Regions from separate parts of the Homo sapiens genome. Here all the other regions are linked to region 1. Evidence: chromatin contacts called from ENCODE Hi-C or POLR2A ChIA-PET data. All regions are on one chromosome and are shown on one strand. Each heading gives the region's core, a stretch centred on a gene start or an enhancer-like site at or near the end of the contact. The rest is flanking DNA. Distances are from core to core; before and after follow the strand shown. Region 1 holds the start of LUC7L2 (LUC7 like 2, pre-mRNA splicing factor). Region 2 holds the start of ADCK2 (aarF domain containing kinase 2). Region 3 holds the start of MRPS33 (mitochondrial ribosomal protein S33). Region 4 holds the start of SLC37A3 (solute carrier family 37 member 3). Region 5 holds the start of NDUFB2 (NADH:ubiquinone oxidoreductase subunit B2).

Region 1 (2,700 bases), core at 134-2,633:
TTTTAGGCGATGAATATACAGTGTTAATGGAACACAAATCTCTATTATGTCCTTTCAAAGTATCTAGAAAGTGCCTGTCTTCTTAAACATTTGGTTTTATTAACTCATTCATTTTTCTTACAGTTTTAGATTTCTTTTTAAGCAACCTTTCTTCCTGCACACTGACCTATGTCTTACTTAAGGAATTTTTTTTTTTAGAAGTCTCGCTCTGTCGCGCAGGTTGCAGCGCAGTGGCGTCATCTCGACTCACTGCAACCTCCGTCTCCCGGGTTCAAACGATTCTCCTGCCTCAGCCTCCCGAGTAGCTGGGGAGGCGCCCGCCATCACGCCCGGCTAATTTTTATATTTTTAGTAGAGACAGGGTTTCACCATGTTGGCCAGGCTGATCTTGAACTCCTGACCTCAGGCAATCCACCTCCCTTGGCCTCCCAAAGTGCGGGGTTTACAGGCGTGAGCCACCGCGCCCGGCAAGGAATTAATATTTTACTAAAACAGTTTTTAGAAACACCAGGGAAAGGCTCAGGGCTAAGTATTTTATTCCAGTTTGTTCTAACAGCCACGCCATAGCAGACGTGTGACCACCTCCACCAGCCCTACGAGGGGTAGAACTGAAGCCAAGGCCCCAGTCACGGGCCGGGCTTCAGAATCCAGGCTTCCCTGCGGCCAGCGCCGCTGGCTCCCTGCTCCCCGAGATCGCCTCCCCAGTAGCTGAGAATACGCTGAGTTTTTATGGTTTCACATTCAGACTAAGCCGCCCGCGACCTTGTAGGTAAAGATGAATCCGAATGGGTCGGCGCGCCTGTTTCCTAGGGTACTGCTTTCGGGCGCTTTCTCCTGAAGTTGACACTTCCCAGCCGAGGAGCCTTAAAGCCCCACGCAGCGGAAGGAACGCGGCCCCGGCGGCGGCGAGACAGGCCTGCTCCCGGCCGGGAAAGGCGCACGAGAACCAGGACGCGTCCACGCCACTCGGGGCGGGCGTTCGCCCCGAGCACGCCCACCTCAGACGCCAAGGAGGCTGACCGCAGTCCGGTCGACGATGGGCATGGTCTCTACTTACTTTCCGCCCAGGCTAACCTCTAGCGCATTTTGCTAATTTGGGTCTGAATCGCCATCACCGCGGGCAGCGCAGCCTTAGCCGCCAGCCCTACAGCCGGGAGGGAATGTAATGTAAGGTTTGGCGCCTCGGGGCGGATCCGGCTTGCACAGTCAGTTAAGGAACCAGAGTATCGCGAGATCCGGGGTAAAGGGGCGGGAGGAGCGCGCGTGCACGCGCCCAGAGCCGTTAGGGTGGAACTCCACTCGGGCGGGGCGGGCGGAGTGATACAGCTGGACGCCAGTTGGTGGAGCCCCCGCGGGAAACGACTGAGCGCGAGGAGCGTGCGCGCTCCCGTCGTGGCGACGGTGGCGGCGAGCGGCGTCAGAGCTTGAGGGGGGGTTGACGGCTTCTGGCGGGTGGCGGTGTTGAAGGCGAGAGCTTGCTTGGCCCGTGTCGCTTCTGTCCCAAGAACCGGACGGAGAGTGAGGGCACGAGGGTCGCTGTCGGGGGCTGTCGTCTTCCACGTACACGTCGTCGTGAGGAGCGCAGTCCGGACTCTTCCCGCAACCCCTCCGGCTCCCTTTCCGCACGCCTCGAGGCGGCGGCGGCCACCGAGACAGCAGCGCACCTTCCCCCATCCCTTCCCCTTATCCCCCAGCCCAAAAGGGCCCGGTCTGCGCCCCACCCCCGCCCGTCCGCCCGCTACGCCGCCGCCATGTCGGCGCAGGCCCAGATGCGCGCGATGCTGGACCAGTTGATGGGCACCTCCCGGGACGGTAAGTCTCTGCCAGGGCCCTGGGGGTGGGGGAGGGGACGGGGACGGCGAAGGGAAGGGGTTCCGAGGGCGCACCTGGGCGCGCGCGTGTGGCTGAGTAAGGGGCTCCCAGATTGGTAACACGAGGTCCCCGTCCCCCGTCCCATCCAATCAGGGCTCGGCAGGCGGGCAGGGGGGGCGGTGACCATGCGGATTGGCGGGAACTGCTGCCAATGGGGTGAGGCGGGGCCTGGAGGCAGAAAGGAGAGTTTGTGCTTTTAATGTTGACTTGGCTGAGACGGGAGAGCCCGCGTCTCTGTTGCGTAGTTGGGGGGCCCGTTTTGTCGCTGGTTAGGTACCTGCGGAAAGCTAAGGCCTCCACCCCCGATATAATTCCTTAACCCAGAGCTTTGGGATCATCCCTCGCCGCCGTCCTCCAGAGTACCTAGAGAGAAGCTTCCCCCTCCTCTTCCTGGGTCAGGAGGAAACCTTTATTACTAACCCAGTCTCAGAGATGCACCCTCGAGCCCCACAGAAACAACCATTTTTATGGAAAATCTGACCCAAACCATGGTTTCTTAAGTGGGTGTGTTTGGCCCCATTTTGTGAGAAGGAACATGTTATGGCCTGTTTTTCCGAGAGACCTCCATTTTGTTAGACAATTTAATAGAGGCTTTGTTCAGTAAATATTGACAAATGTTGCATGTCCCTAACAGAACGATTTTGAAAATTTGGTACCCAGTGAAGTAGAATAGAGGAGAACAAAGATCCTTTCAGGCGTTTAGTTTAGAATCTGTATAGAGAGCCCTTAATTGCTGGATTATCCTTTGTCATAAAGAGAATTTCTAAATAAAATGATGAAATGCTGTTGCTTTTTTGGTGATGTTAATTAGTAATGTACTCTCAAATT
Region 2 (2,700 bases), core at 22-2,521, 1.3 Mb after region 1:
GGCCTTTCCGGAGCCTTTCCCCAAGGTCCAACACAATTGCCGAATTAATGCAGCCGAGGACACAGCATCCAGTTCCTACTCCTGCAGCCCAGTTACCCCCATCCAACACCACCCCCCTACCCAACCCCCGCTGAAAAGCGGACCTGTGTTCAGAACCTGCCTTCATACTTTTCAGCCATGCTCTTTGGAATAATGAAAGATACGAAGAAGTCAGTGGGAAGATAGACATGGGGAGGGGGACATAGAGGGTGCCTTTGCGTTTTGCTACCCAGGACCCAGGACTCAAGGGCAGGGTGGTCTTGGCCTGGGGTCGCCGTCCTCTTTAAGGGGCGGGTCAAGGGACCCTGGCTGCCCGGGCCTCTGCCACCGACCCTCTGCTCCCTCCGACCCTCACCGCCCAGCACCCAGCCCTCTGCCCCCACCGGCCACCCTGTAACAGCCCAGCGGGTTCACCTTGCCTGCTGCCTAGACAGAGCCGATTTATCAAGACAGGGGCATTGCAATAGAGAAGGAGTAATTCACACAGATCAGGCTGCGCGGGACACTGGGCAGAGTTTTTAAGGACAACTTGGTGGGTGGGGGAAGGCCAGTGAGTCGAGAGTGCTGATTGGTTGGGTCGGAGGTGAAATCTTAGGGAACTGAAGCTGTCCTCTTGTGCTGAGTTAGTTCCGGAGTGGGGGCCTAAGATCAGATGACCTGGTTTATCGATCTGGTAGGTGTCAGTTGATCCATCAAGTGCAGGGTCTGCAAAATATCTTGAGCACTGATCTTATTAGCAGTTTAGGGAGGGTCAGAATACTGTAGCCTTGCTGCCTGACTCCTAAATCATACTTTCTAATCTTTTGGTTAATTTGTTAGTCCTACAAAGACAGTCTATTCCCCAGGCAAGAAGGAGGTTTGTTTTCAGAAAGGGCTGTTATCATCTTTGTTTTAAACTATAAAGTATAAACTAAGTTCCTCCCAAAGTTAGTTCAGCCAACGCCCAGGAATGAACAAGGACAGCTTGGAGGTTAGAAGCAAGATGGAGTTGGTTAGGTCAGATCTCTTTCATTATCTGTTATAATTTTGCAATGGCGGTTTCAACCTAGTGGCCGAACCCGTCCCATCCATCTCCCGCGCCCCTCCGCTCCACCACAGCCCTCGGTGCCTCGGTTCCCTGCACCTGCACTCCCGCCCGCCCCCGACGCTCCGCCCCCGACGCTCCGCCCGCCCTCCACGCTCCGCCCCGCCCTCCCGGCCCCCGCCTGCGCCCGCGCCCTGGGCTGGTGCCCGCCACCCCAGCGATCTCATACTGGCCCCTGGGCGCACGGTGACCCTGCGGCTGCCCGGCCCCTGCCTCCGCCCGCGCGGCCCCCTCGCTCAGGTCGCGGGCGCCCGGGGCCTGGCTTCGCGTGGGTCCTGGCTCCTCCCGTTCCGCAGTTGGTGCCGTCTGACAGCCCCTTCCGCGCGGCGCGGCGCGGCGCGGCGGGTGTCGGGCGGGGCGCGGGCCTCCGGCCTGAGGCCCGGCGAGGTGCTGGAGGGAGCGGGGCGCGGATCCGGCCCAGATGGGCAGCTCCGTCCGCGGGGTCAGGGCCGGGCTTCGGCTTCACCGCAGCCTCGCCTGAGCGGGCGCCTCTGAAGTGGAGGGCGGGCCGCCTGGGCCGCGGGCCTCGGGAGGATGGTGGCGCCCTGGCGCGTCTCCGTCAGGGTTTGCCTGTCGCACCTGAGGTGCTTCGAGCTCAGACAGGGACTCAGCCTCCTGAGGCCCTCCGAGTGCCCTCGCGATGCCAGGCTCTGCTGGCTTCTGCTGGGCACTTTGCCCAAGGTCGTCTCCCTGTGCGGGGACGTGGGTGAGGGGGCCCCTGACGTTCTGAGTCGGCGAAGGGTCCGCTGCAGCGGGGCGGCTGGCGCGGGGCCCGCGGAGAGCCTCCCCCGAGCGGGACCTCTGGGCGGCGTCTTCCTGCATCTCCGCCTCTGGCTTCGCGCCGGCGCTCTGTTGGTGAAATTCTTCCCCCTCCTACTCCTCTACCCCCTCACCTACCTGGCTCCCAGCGTCTCCACCCTCTGGCTCCACCTGCTTCTGAAAGCCACCGAGACCTCAGGCCCAACCTACATCAAACTGGGCCAGTGGGCCAGCACCCGGCGCGATCTGTTTTCGGAGGCTTTCTGTGCCCAATTTTCCAAGCTGCATGTCCGAGTGACGCCCCACCCGTGGACTCACACTGAGCGCTTCCTTCGGCAGGCTTTTGGGGATGACTGGGGGAGCATCCTCTCTTTTGAGAACCGGGAACCTGTGGGCTCAGGCTGCGTGGCCCAGGTGTACAAAGCATACGCCAACACTGCCTTCCTGGAGACTGACAGCGTCCAGAGACTTGGCAGGGCCTCCTGTCTGCCGCCCTTCTCACATACTGGGGCAGTCGGTGGGCTGAGAGAGCTCTTTGGATACCTTGGAAATGGCCGGAAACCTCCAGAAAATCTCGCAGACCAGTCGTTTCTAGAAAGGCTGCTCCTCCCTAAAGCTGACCTGGTTGGATCAAATGCAGGGGTGTCTCGGGCTCAGGTCCCTGGCCACCAACCTGAGGCCACCAACCTCATCTCCGTGGCAGTGAAAGTAAGTGTTGTGAGAGCTCACAGCTCACCTACCCACTGAGCTATCCCAGATCAGAAACAACCGCCATGCAAATCGCCCCCACGTTTATTTCTATTTGCCTGACCAATATC
Region 3 (2,700 bases), core at 32-2,531, 1.7 Mb after region 1:
GAAAACTGTACTCTCATGAAAAAAGTTAACTGGAGCTGAAAATGCTAAGCAAAAACAAATTACTCAAATGTGCTGAGCAAAACAAATTAAGCCCACATGAGAAGAAAATTCCCATATTTTTACTTTGGCATAACAGGGCAAACTTCTTTGATCTTTTTGATAGGTCTGATGCATTTAAAAGATTATTTCAATAAGTGGCTTTGTATTAGGTTTGCCTTTTCTCTTTGAAAGGTAAAGATGAAGTGCAAGAGTTCTTAACCGGGATGTGCTTCAGCGTTTTGAAAACAGTGGAAGTGTACATCTGTATGCCGATATGTGTATGTATGTGTGTGTGTAAATTGTTCTGGGAGAGAGCTTTCTCCAGTTTCCCAAAAACCATTGGTTAGCAGAACGCACCAGCTGCAGAATAAAAAAGCTGGTTGGAATCTCGCCTCTGCCTTTTAATGGCCACGTCGTTTTTGTAATGGTGCTTATTCTCTGCCAGGTTCTCTCATCGACTACACGAGGACAGTCATACTATCTGCGATGTGAAGCTAATATGCAAAATTCACGGCACAGTGCCCACCCTAATAACCATCAGGATCCAAGGAATTCACATACAGTGTACACACGTTGTCATAGAAACAATCTAAACATAAAAACAATCTCAACAGAATGCTTAAAAACAAAAAAACCCGGTACCGATTATTTTACGGAGTCATAGAGGCATCAACGGCACTGAAAATGTATTAGCTGCATTCAGTTCATCAAGAACAATCTTCAACTCCCTCCACCTGACTCGATCATGCCTGACTGTGATGGAAACTGTAGTATTGTCAAGTCAACCGATGTTTGACTCGGGAGCGCATTTCGCAAATATTTTTCTTAAATATCACCTTACCGTATTTTTCTTAAGGTGGTTACAAAATTAATCTGCAGCCCACCACCCAAAGCTACAGTGCCGAAGGCCGTGTGATGAGCAGAGAAACTGAGCCTTCTACTGTTAACCAATATGGAAGAGAGTAATTGCGCCTGAGAGGAAATTACGGCAGCGGAAACGCGGGTATTCTACGTTTAAGAAATCCCCCAACTGAGGCAGAAAAAGGCCAAGTTATTTGTGTGATGCACGTGAACCGCCCGAGCTGGTCACTAATGAAGTGGATTCGCCCTATTCCTGGCGACTCTACAAGGTTGGAGACCCCCGTAGACTTCGCAGCCATCGCCCCTTGCTGCAGACCCCCAAAGTCACCGACAGCCTTACCTAGACCTGACCTTCCTCACCCACGCGCCCTCGTCCCGGAAGGCCCGCCCTCTACCCGGCTCCAAGCTCGCGCAGGCAACTATTACGGGGAGCAGTAGAGAAACGGAAGCTTGGCAGCTAGAGCGGAGCCCTAGTGAACGACCCGGAGTTACTGGCTCCCCCTCCTGAGGCCTCCGAGGTGTACCTGGCGCCTGCGCAGTAAGGCTAGCGCCGCCGCCTGTGCGGAGGACCCGGGGAGGTGGTGGGCTGGGGAGAGTTAGAAAGGTCTGGCTCTCCTGGAAGGGCATGCACGGTTCGGTAGTATGTTTTGGTGGGAATGGCTACAGACCTGCCTCCAAAAGCTCTGAAGCAATGGCGATGCGTGTGCCGTGTGGTCTTTCTGACCGACTTGCGGCGCCATCCCCCTCCCCTTCCATCTATCTGCTCATCTTCTAATAGTTAATTAGGATCCCTAGCTGCAAGCCTTCCTTGCTACTGGGTTAGGAGCGCTTTCCCCCATTGACCCAGGAGCTTCTTCAGGGAGTAGGGGATGGAACGTTTGTCTCCTCAGTAGTTATCTTAGACCTCGCTGGGCAGATAGTAGAAAGCATTGTGAGTATTTCACCCCATACTAAATCTGTTTTCAAGCAAGCCACATCCCATAGGCATTGTATGCAGCACTTACTCAATGTTTGATAGTTTGGGTGAGGAAACTGTACTCGTTTTCTGAGTATCGTTCAAGGCATTTTATAAATATTTCAAAATGTACCCTGGAATTAATATCGGTAGTGAGTTGCCTACCTAGTGGGTATTGTATTTACACCCTCTTTCCTCCTACAGAATTTACTTTTAAGTTAGAATTTGACGTCTAATCAATCTATGCTATAGGATTTGCTTTTATCAAGTTAAGTTTTGACATGTTATCAGCCTTATATGATATAGTAAACAGCCTTATAAAGTTGGGTCTAGTGACTACATTTAAGTTTACAAAGGGGTAATGAGTATCCTATACATGGCTACAGTCCAGAAAAGAAGTCCTAAGGAGCGAAACTCCTGGGAGAAATTTCGTCTTGTCTTTTGTACTTGTTTCTGTGGAGTTGGCTTGTTTTTATGTAATGGCCACTGAATCATATAAACAAGAAGACTTCCTTTACGTGTAAGCTGCTGGTTTAAAGCCAAATTTTAATTGGCTCGAGGCAAGAGCTATATATATGTGTGTGTATATATATATATACACACACATATATATATTTTTTGCATAAACCTTGTTGGCTTCGTTTTGTATATCCTTCCTGTTTTTTCCTTTTCACGTATGAATTATTGGTGTTATCAATGTTTTGTGAATTACTATAAGCTACCATAAATCTTTCTTGAAACATAGCTAGGTATATAGAGTTTCAGGTGACTGTTTAGGTACTTTGCACTATCACTTTTATTAAGTCAATTTCATGGGGGTTCATATTAGTTTCCTGAGGCTGCTA
Region 4 (2,700 bases), core at 1-2,500, 1.0 Mb after region 1:
GCCTCCCAGGTTCAAGCGATTCTCCTGCCTCAGCCTCCCGAGTAGCTGGGATTACAGGCATGCGCCACGACGCCCAGCTAATCTTTGTATTTTTAGTAGAGACGGGGTTTCACCATGTTGGCCAGGCTGGTCTTGAACTCCTGACCTCAAGGAATCCACAGGCCTCGGCCTCCCAAAGTGCTGGGATTACAGGCATGAGACACCGCGCCCAACCCGAAGCTCAATTTCCTCATGTATTAATTAAATGAGATAATTTATATGGAGTTCTTAGTATAGAGCCTAGTATCCAAGAAACATCAAACAAACTGAAAAGAAATCATTTAAGCACCAAAGCACTGAAGACATTCCCTTCAACAACTGTTATATATATTTATGTATGTATAAATTTGTGTAAAGGTAGAAATAAACCGGTGGACAAAAAGATAACAACTGAATGATTTTGCTCACCCCAGGAACCACTCCTCCCTATAAACTATAAACTTTTCAGTAAGAGTTACCACGAGATAGCCTACCATCTTACATTTCAAAAAAACACTAAAAACTCCGGGGACACATTCCCATTATCTCCTGTCAAAACTGAGAATAAACAGAACACACCCTGCGAAGAATAAGGAGGGAATGACGAATAATTTGACCAAATTCCTTGACTGAGTTCATGCTAGTTACCAGAAAACAAAACCAGTCACTCACTGAGACCACGCTTCTTCTCTGACCTCTATACATCCTTTCCAAAGAGCTTCCTTCCCCACCTACCTGAAAAGCATCCCCTCTCCCCTGGTCCGAACGACAAGCCCTTTTCTGATCAAGTCAGAATCTCCCAGACCCACGGCCGGAGGACAGGCGGGCGAGGAGCACAAAAGCCTCTGCCGCATGGATCGGGGCCGGGCCGCAGGGTCCCCCGGGGGTCCTTCTCCTCCCCATCCACCCCATCGCAGCCTCCCCGTGACGGCCGGGACCCCAGGCCCGGGCCCAGGGAGGAGAAGGAGGGGGCGAGCGGCCGACCCTGCCTGGGCGCCCCACCCAAGGGGGGCCGCCACCTACATCTCCCCACCGCCCTCCCGACCCGGGAAGCCCCTCGGATTGGACCCGCCCCCGCCCCAGCAGGTCTTCGGCCCCACGCATCACCGCTTGCGCACCCGAGATCCGCAGTGGTCGCCGCTCTCCAGCCCCGGCTCCGCTCGCCGGGTCAGCTTGGCTCCGCTGCCCGCCTCCCCCGCCGCCAGCTCACCCCTGGCGGTGCGACCAGGGTTTCCGGACGCCCACGTGACCCTCCCGTCGCGGGGCACGCTGGGAGTTGTAGTCCCGCCACGCGGCCTCACCTGCCGGCGCGGAGGAGGGCGAGGAGGGCGGAGGCTGGGAGCCCACAGAACTCTGCTGCTGCGGACCTGGCCAGTAATGTTAGCTGCAAAAGACGAGAGGTAGAGAGAAGAAATGATATGGGGAGAACTGGTGCATCCTTTTTTTTTTTTTTTTTTTTTTTTTTTCAAAAAAGCGGTATTCGGTCTTTGTTTTTATAAAAAGTAACGTGCTGCTAAGTGTGCTACTGACCGGCCTAAATTTTAGGTGTCTAATTAAATGCAGGCCGGGCACAGTGGGCTCACGCCTGTAATCCAACACTTTAGGAGGTCGAGAAGGGAGGATCACTTGAACCCAGTAGTTCAAGACCAGCCTTAGCAACATAGCCAGACCCCATCTCTACAAAAAATGTTAAAATTAGCCAGGAGTAGTGGCATGTGCCTGTGGTCCCTGCTACTGGGGCGACCGAGGTGCGAGGATCGCTTGAGCCCAAAAGTTTGAGGCTGGCAGCTGTGATTGCTCCACTGCACCAGCCTGGGCAACAGAACGAGACCCTGCCTCCAAAAAAAAAAAATCCAACACAAGTGTCTCACACCTGTAATCCTAACACTTTGGGAGGCCGAAGTAGGAGCATCATTTGAGAACAAGAGTTTGAGACCAGCCTGGGCAAGGTAGTGAGAGCCGCCCCCCATCCACCACCACCACCGCCGCCACCGTTTCTTAAATAAAGGGAAAAAATACAGACACTTGTTCGAATTTTAAAGAAAAAAAACTTCTCTTAATCCAGAAAATCTCCACAACAACCATTACATACCTGTTCTCAAGATAAACAATCACTAGTCTTCAAATAACAGAACTTGACAACACCTTTTGTCAAACATAGTTCCTCCTTACTTAATAGTAGTAATTGGGGAGACCACTCATGTTGGCTTTATCCAGAAGCAAAACAAACTTCGCATAACTTTTTGTTGTTGTTGTTCGTTTTTTAAACTTCGCATATCTTTTTGTTTGTTTGTTTTTTGTTTTTGAGACGGAGTCTTGCTCTGTTACCCAGGCTGGAGTGCAGTGGCGTGATCTCAGCTCACTGCAAGCTCCGCCTCCCGGGTTCAAGGGATTCTCCTGCCTCAGCCTCCCGAATAGCTGGGACTACAGGCGCCCGCCACCACGCCTGGCTAATTTTTTTGTATTTTTAGTAGAGACGGGGTTTCACCGTGTTAGCCAGGATGGTCTCGATCTCCTGACCTCGTGATCTGCCCTCCTTGGCCTCCCAAAGTTCTAGCATTACAGGTGTGAGCCACCGCAGCCGGCCAAAGTTCGCATATCTTTATAGCAGGAGGTAGTTTTACAAATTGGAGCAAGGCGCCCATACCCACTAATTTAGTCTCTTACCCTCATGTAGGAACT
Region 5 (2,700 bases), core at 3-2,502, 1.3 Mb after region 1:
CTTAACATGGCCCCGGGTTCACCCGCTAGTCCGGAACTACAGTTTCTCTGCCACAGTGTCTGCGCCTGTCCACTTGCAGGCATTAATTTTGGTGAATATGAAGAGAGTTAATATAACCAGTGTGTCCTCTTCTCCATGGCAGCGCCCAGGGACAGACCTGCAGTGACCACCACCTGCCCCTCTCTGCCAGGCCCAACCACGGGCTTTCTTCTCAGAGCTGAGCTGATGTGGCCGTCTGGCTGACTAGGAGGGGCCCGGGGTCAGCCTGGAGGGGGGGTATTTGTAAAGCTTAATTTCTCTTTTTTTTTTTTTTTAGGTAAAATCACAGTTTATCCCTGCACCTTCATAGATTATGTTGCTCGTCTTAGAGACCACCAGGCAGCGAATGGAGTCAAGCCCTTGCGCTCTCCGAGAGTCCTGCCCTGACTACAGGACTAGTTTCTCCCATTCTTTCCTTCTCCAGGATAAAGTTCCTCATTCCTGTCTTTTAGTGAGCAGTATGGTTTAGGTGGACAGAGATTCCTTTGGTGCAGTTTTTTTCAAGGAGGTGATGTTATTTTTTCCTTCCCAGGTCTTGAGGGGACATTCAAAGCAGGCAGAGAGGGGTTGGGATGGCTCCAGATGGCTGGGAGGGAGAACACCAGCTGGTCACGCAGCCCCTCGTGCCAGTGCGCATCAGGTACAGTGTGGAGGCGGGAAAGGGACAAAAAGACGGCAGTCTCTTCCCTGAGCCTATGCCAACCCAGCCTTAAAGCCAGTGGATCGAATCAAGCCATTTGTGGCATTATCTATTGCTGCGTACGAACTTAGCCTGGCACAATGCCTGTAATCCCAGCTACTCGGGAAGTTGAGGCAGGAGAATCGCTTGAGCCTGGGAGGCAGAGGTTGCAGTGAGCCGAGATGGTGTCACTGCACTCCAGCCTGGGTGACAGAGCAAGGCCTTGTCTCAAAAAGAAAAAAAAAAAAAAAAAAGAATTATACACCACTCAGTTTTAGGAGGGGCAGAACACGGGGAGAGCCCTACAGGATCAGAGGGGCAACCAACAAGCTGTTTCAGAAGGCATGGGGCAGCTCAGCAACCATAAGTTATGCGTGGGCTTTGCTCTCGGGAGAGAGGTTTCCTGCAGCCGAAGGACTCACAGCTAATCTGGGTCAGGAGCGGCTGCCGGCTCCCCCACTCCTGGAGATGAGCGACTCTGTGACGTCACGGGAGGCGCGGGCGGAGCGCCGGGGAAGCGAAGTAGGCAGGGGCGAGGCGGCTGGGGACCGCGGGGCGGACGGGAGCGAGTATGTCCGCTCTGACTCGGCTGGCGTCTTTCGCTCGCGTTGGAGGCCGCCTTTTCAGAAGCGGCTGCGCACGGACTGCTGGAGATGGTGGAGTCCGTCAGTGAGTGTGGGGCTGGGGATGGGGGCCTCGCCGGCCTGTAGCGGACAGCGCGGGTCCCTGGGACGCTCTCACCTTGACTGGGGCGCCTGAAGAGGCCGCGTCCCGAGGCATGCTGGGACCTGTAGTCCGCGTGTCTCCTGAAGCCGCGACTCGAGGAGAGGGACCCCGCTGGCCGGAGGGAGAGGGAGAGACTTCGCTGGGCAGATGGGACACCGTGTGCAGGGCCGTCATGGTAGTAGGGGCCGCCTGCCCTCGGGAGACGCACGCGTGAATGCGGAGCGGGCTGAGCCAGTCGGCGCCGGCGCGGGCGGTCCAGGCGGAGGAAGCAGCGTGCGCGGCGGGTGTGGACGCTCCTGGAGCGAGGCGGGGGGCGGCGGCGGTGAGGCCTAGGGAGGGCGCGGTCCAGGGTCCCGGTGCCTGGCTGCGGAATTTAGGGTAGAGTCTGTTCGGCAGCCTTTAATCGGAGACGTCACGTGGCCGCTTTTTAATGCTGAAAAATCACTCTGGCTGCAGGGAGTGGAGGCTGTCGCCCAGAGAGAGCGCCGTCGGGTGAGAGGAGCAGAAAGCCGGAAGCCAACGCTGGGGCAGCCGTGGCGTTTAGGAGAGTGACAGGCAGAGCCGCCCGCGAGGTGGCCCGAGACGCAGACCGGAGGGCGGAGGGCTGGGGGTGCGAGGTAGGGAGCGGGTGCGAGGTAGGGAGCAGCTGCCGAAGCCGAGTTAGTGGTGTGCAGAGATTCCGTAAGAGCAGGACTGGAAAAGAGTCATGGATGATTCCAGGTCCCTTAGATCATCAGCTACACTTTACCAAGAGGCAGTGTGGGGTCGTGATTCCAAGCGGGATTCTGGCCGCACAGTGGCTGGGTTCAAATCCCACCTCTGCCACACTCCAGCTGTGGGACCTTGGAAAAGTTTCTTATTCTCTTAATGCCTCAGTTTCCTCACCCATTTGGCGTCCATTTGCAAGGAACTAAATGAGTTACTGTTATCTAAAGCGTGTTTGTGTGTTTTAGGAGATGGGGTCTAACTCTGTCAGGCAGGCTGGAGTGCAGTGGCGCGATCCTAGCTCACTGCAGCCTCTAACTCCTGGGCTCAAGTGATTCTCCAGCCTCGGCCTCCCAAAGTGTTGGGAATACAGGCGAGCCACTGCGCTTGGTCTCACTAAAGTGTTTAAAACAATTGCTGGTGCCTGCTAAGGACCGTACAAGTATTCTTTAACTGTTGTTGTTATTAAGGAACTGAGGCCCAGGAAATGAAAGGAGTGACTTGCCTGAAGTCCCACATGGATGAAGAATCTGGAGCTGGGGCAGGTGTGG

Evidence for each region. A loop is a pair of places that touch in the nucleus more often than their neighbours do. ChIA-PET counts read pairs that join two places held with the same protein, here RNA polymerase II (POLR2A). Pooled maps may share reads with other maps.
Region 2: a loop to region 1 is called in a map of OCI-LY7, with 5 times the contacts of the local background. The contact joins the promoter of ADCK2 here to the promoter of LUC7L2 in region 1. A Hi-C loop is called at or near these places in 1 of 168 maps with a recorded cell type or tissue (OCI-LY7), 2 of 37 single-sample maps with no recorded cell type and 6 of 50 pooled maps.
Region 3: a pooled map shows a loop between it and region 1 (20-fold over the local background). The contact joins the promoter of MRPS33 here to the promoter of LUC7L2 in region 1. A Hi-C loop is called at or near these places in 1 of 37 single-sample maps with no recorded cell type and 7 of 50 pooled maps. POLR2A ChIA-PET finds 5 or more read pairs at or near these places in 1 of 52 experiments (CD4-positive, alpha-beta T cell).
Region 4: a loop to region 1 is called in a map of naive thymus-derived CD4-positive, alpha-beta T cell, with 5 times the contacts of the local background. The contact joins the promoter of SLC37A3 here to the promoter of LUC7L2 in region 1. A Hi-C loop is called at or near these places in 1 of 168 maps with a recorded cell type or tissue (naive thymus-derived CD4-positive, alpha-beta T cell) and 8 of 50 pooled maps. POLR2A ChIA-PET finds 5 or more read pairs at or near these places in 2 of 52 experiments (A673 and OCI-LY7).
Region 5: a pooled map shows a loop between it and region 1 (10-fold over the local background). The contact joins the promoter of NDUFB2 here to the promoter of LUC7L2 in region 1. A Hi-C loop is called at or near these places in 9 of 50 pooled maps.

What each region holds. Positions count from the first base shown.
Region 1 is chr7:139,358,511-139,361,210 of GRCh38, forward strand. LUC7L2 (LUC7 like 2, pre-mRNA splicing factor) reads left to right here and starts at 1,384. Exons shown (of 10, transcript NM_016019.5): 1 at 1,384-1,812. The coding sequence starts at 1,752. All of the region lies in intron 2 of FMC1-LUC7L2 (FMC1-LUC7L2 readthrough), which reads left to right. RefSeq lists enhancers at 519-648, 1,369-1,418 and a silencer at 1,649-2,078.
Region 2 is chr7:140,671,674-140,674,373 of GRCh38, forward strand. It overlaps ADCK2 (aarF domain containing kinase 2), which reads left to right and starts at 1,272. Exons shown (of 8, transcript NM_052853.4): 1 at 1,272-2,590. The coding sequence starts at 1,658. RefSeq lists a silencer at 1,207-1,666.
Region 3 is chr7:141,013,671-141,016,370 of GRCh38, forward strand. It overlaps MRPS33 (mitochondrial ribosomal protein S33), which reads right to left and starts at 1,282. Exons shown (of 3, transcript NM_053035.3): 1 at 1,241-1,282. RefSeq lists enhancers at 933-1,578, 1,041-1,090, 1,611-1,810 and a silencer at 1,155-1,463.
Region 4 is chr7:140,397,280-140,399,979 of GRCh38, forward strand. It overlaps SLC37A3 (solute carrier family 37 member 3), which reads right to left and starts at 1,251. Exons shown (of 15, transcript NM_207113.3): 1 at 1,137-1,251. RefSeq lists silencers at 789-1,058, 1,169-1,398.
Region 5 is chr7:140,695,456-140,698,155 of GRCh38, forward strand. NDUFB2 (NADH:ubiquinone oxidoreductase subunit B2) reads left to right here and starts at 1,253. Exons shown (of 4, transcript NM_004546.3): 1 at 1,253-1,387. The coding sequence starts at 1,290. NDUFB2-AS1 (NDUFB2 antisense RNA 1) reads right to left here and starts at 1,622. Exons shown (of 2, transcript NR_024454.1): 1 at 1,460-1,622; 2 at 1-1,365. RefSeq lists an enhancer at 1,262-1,571.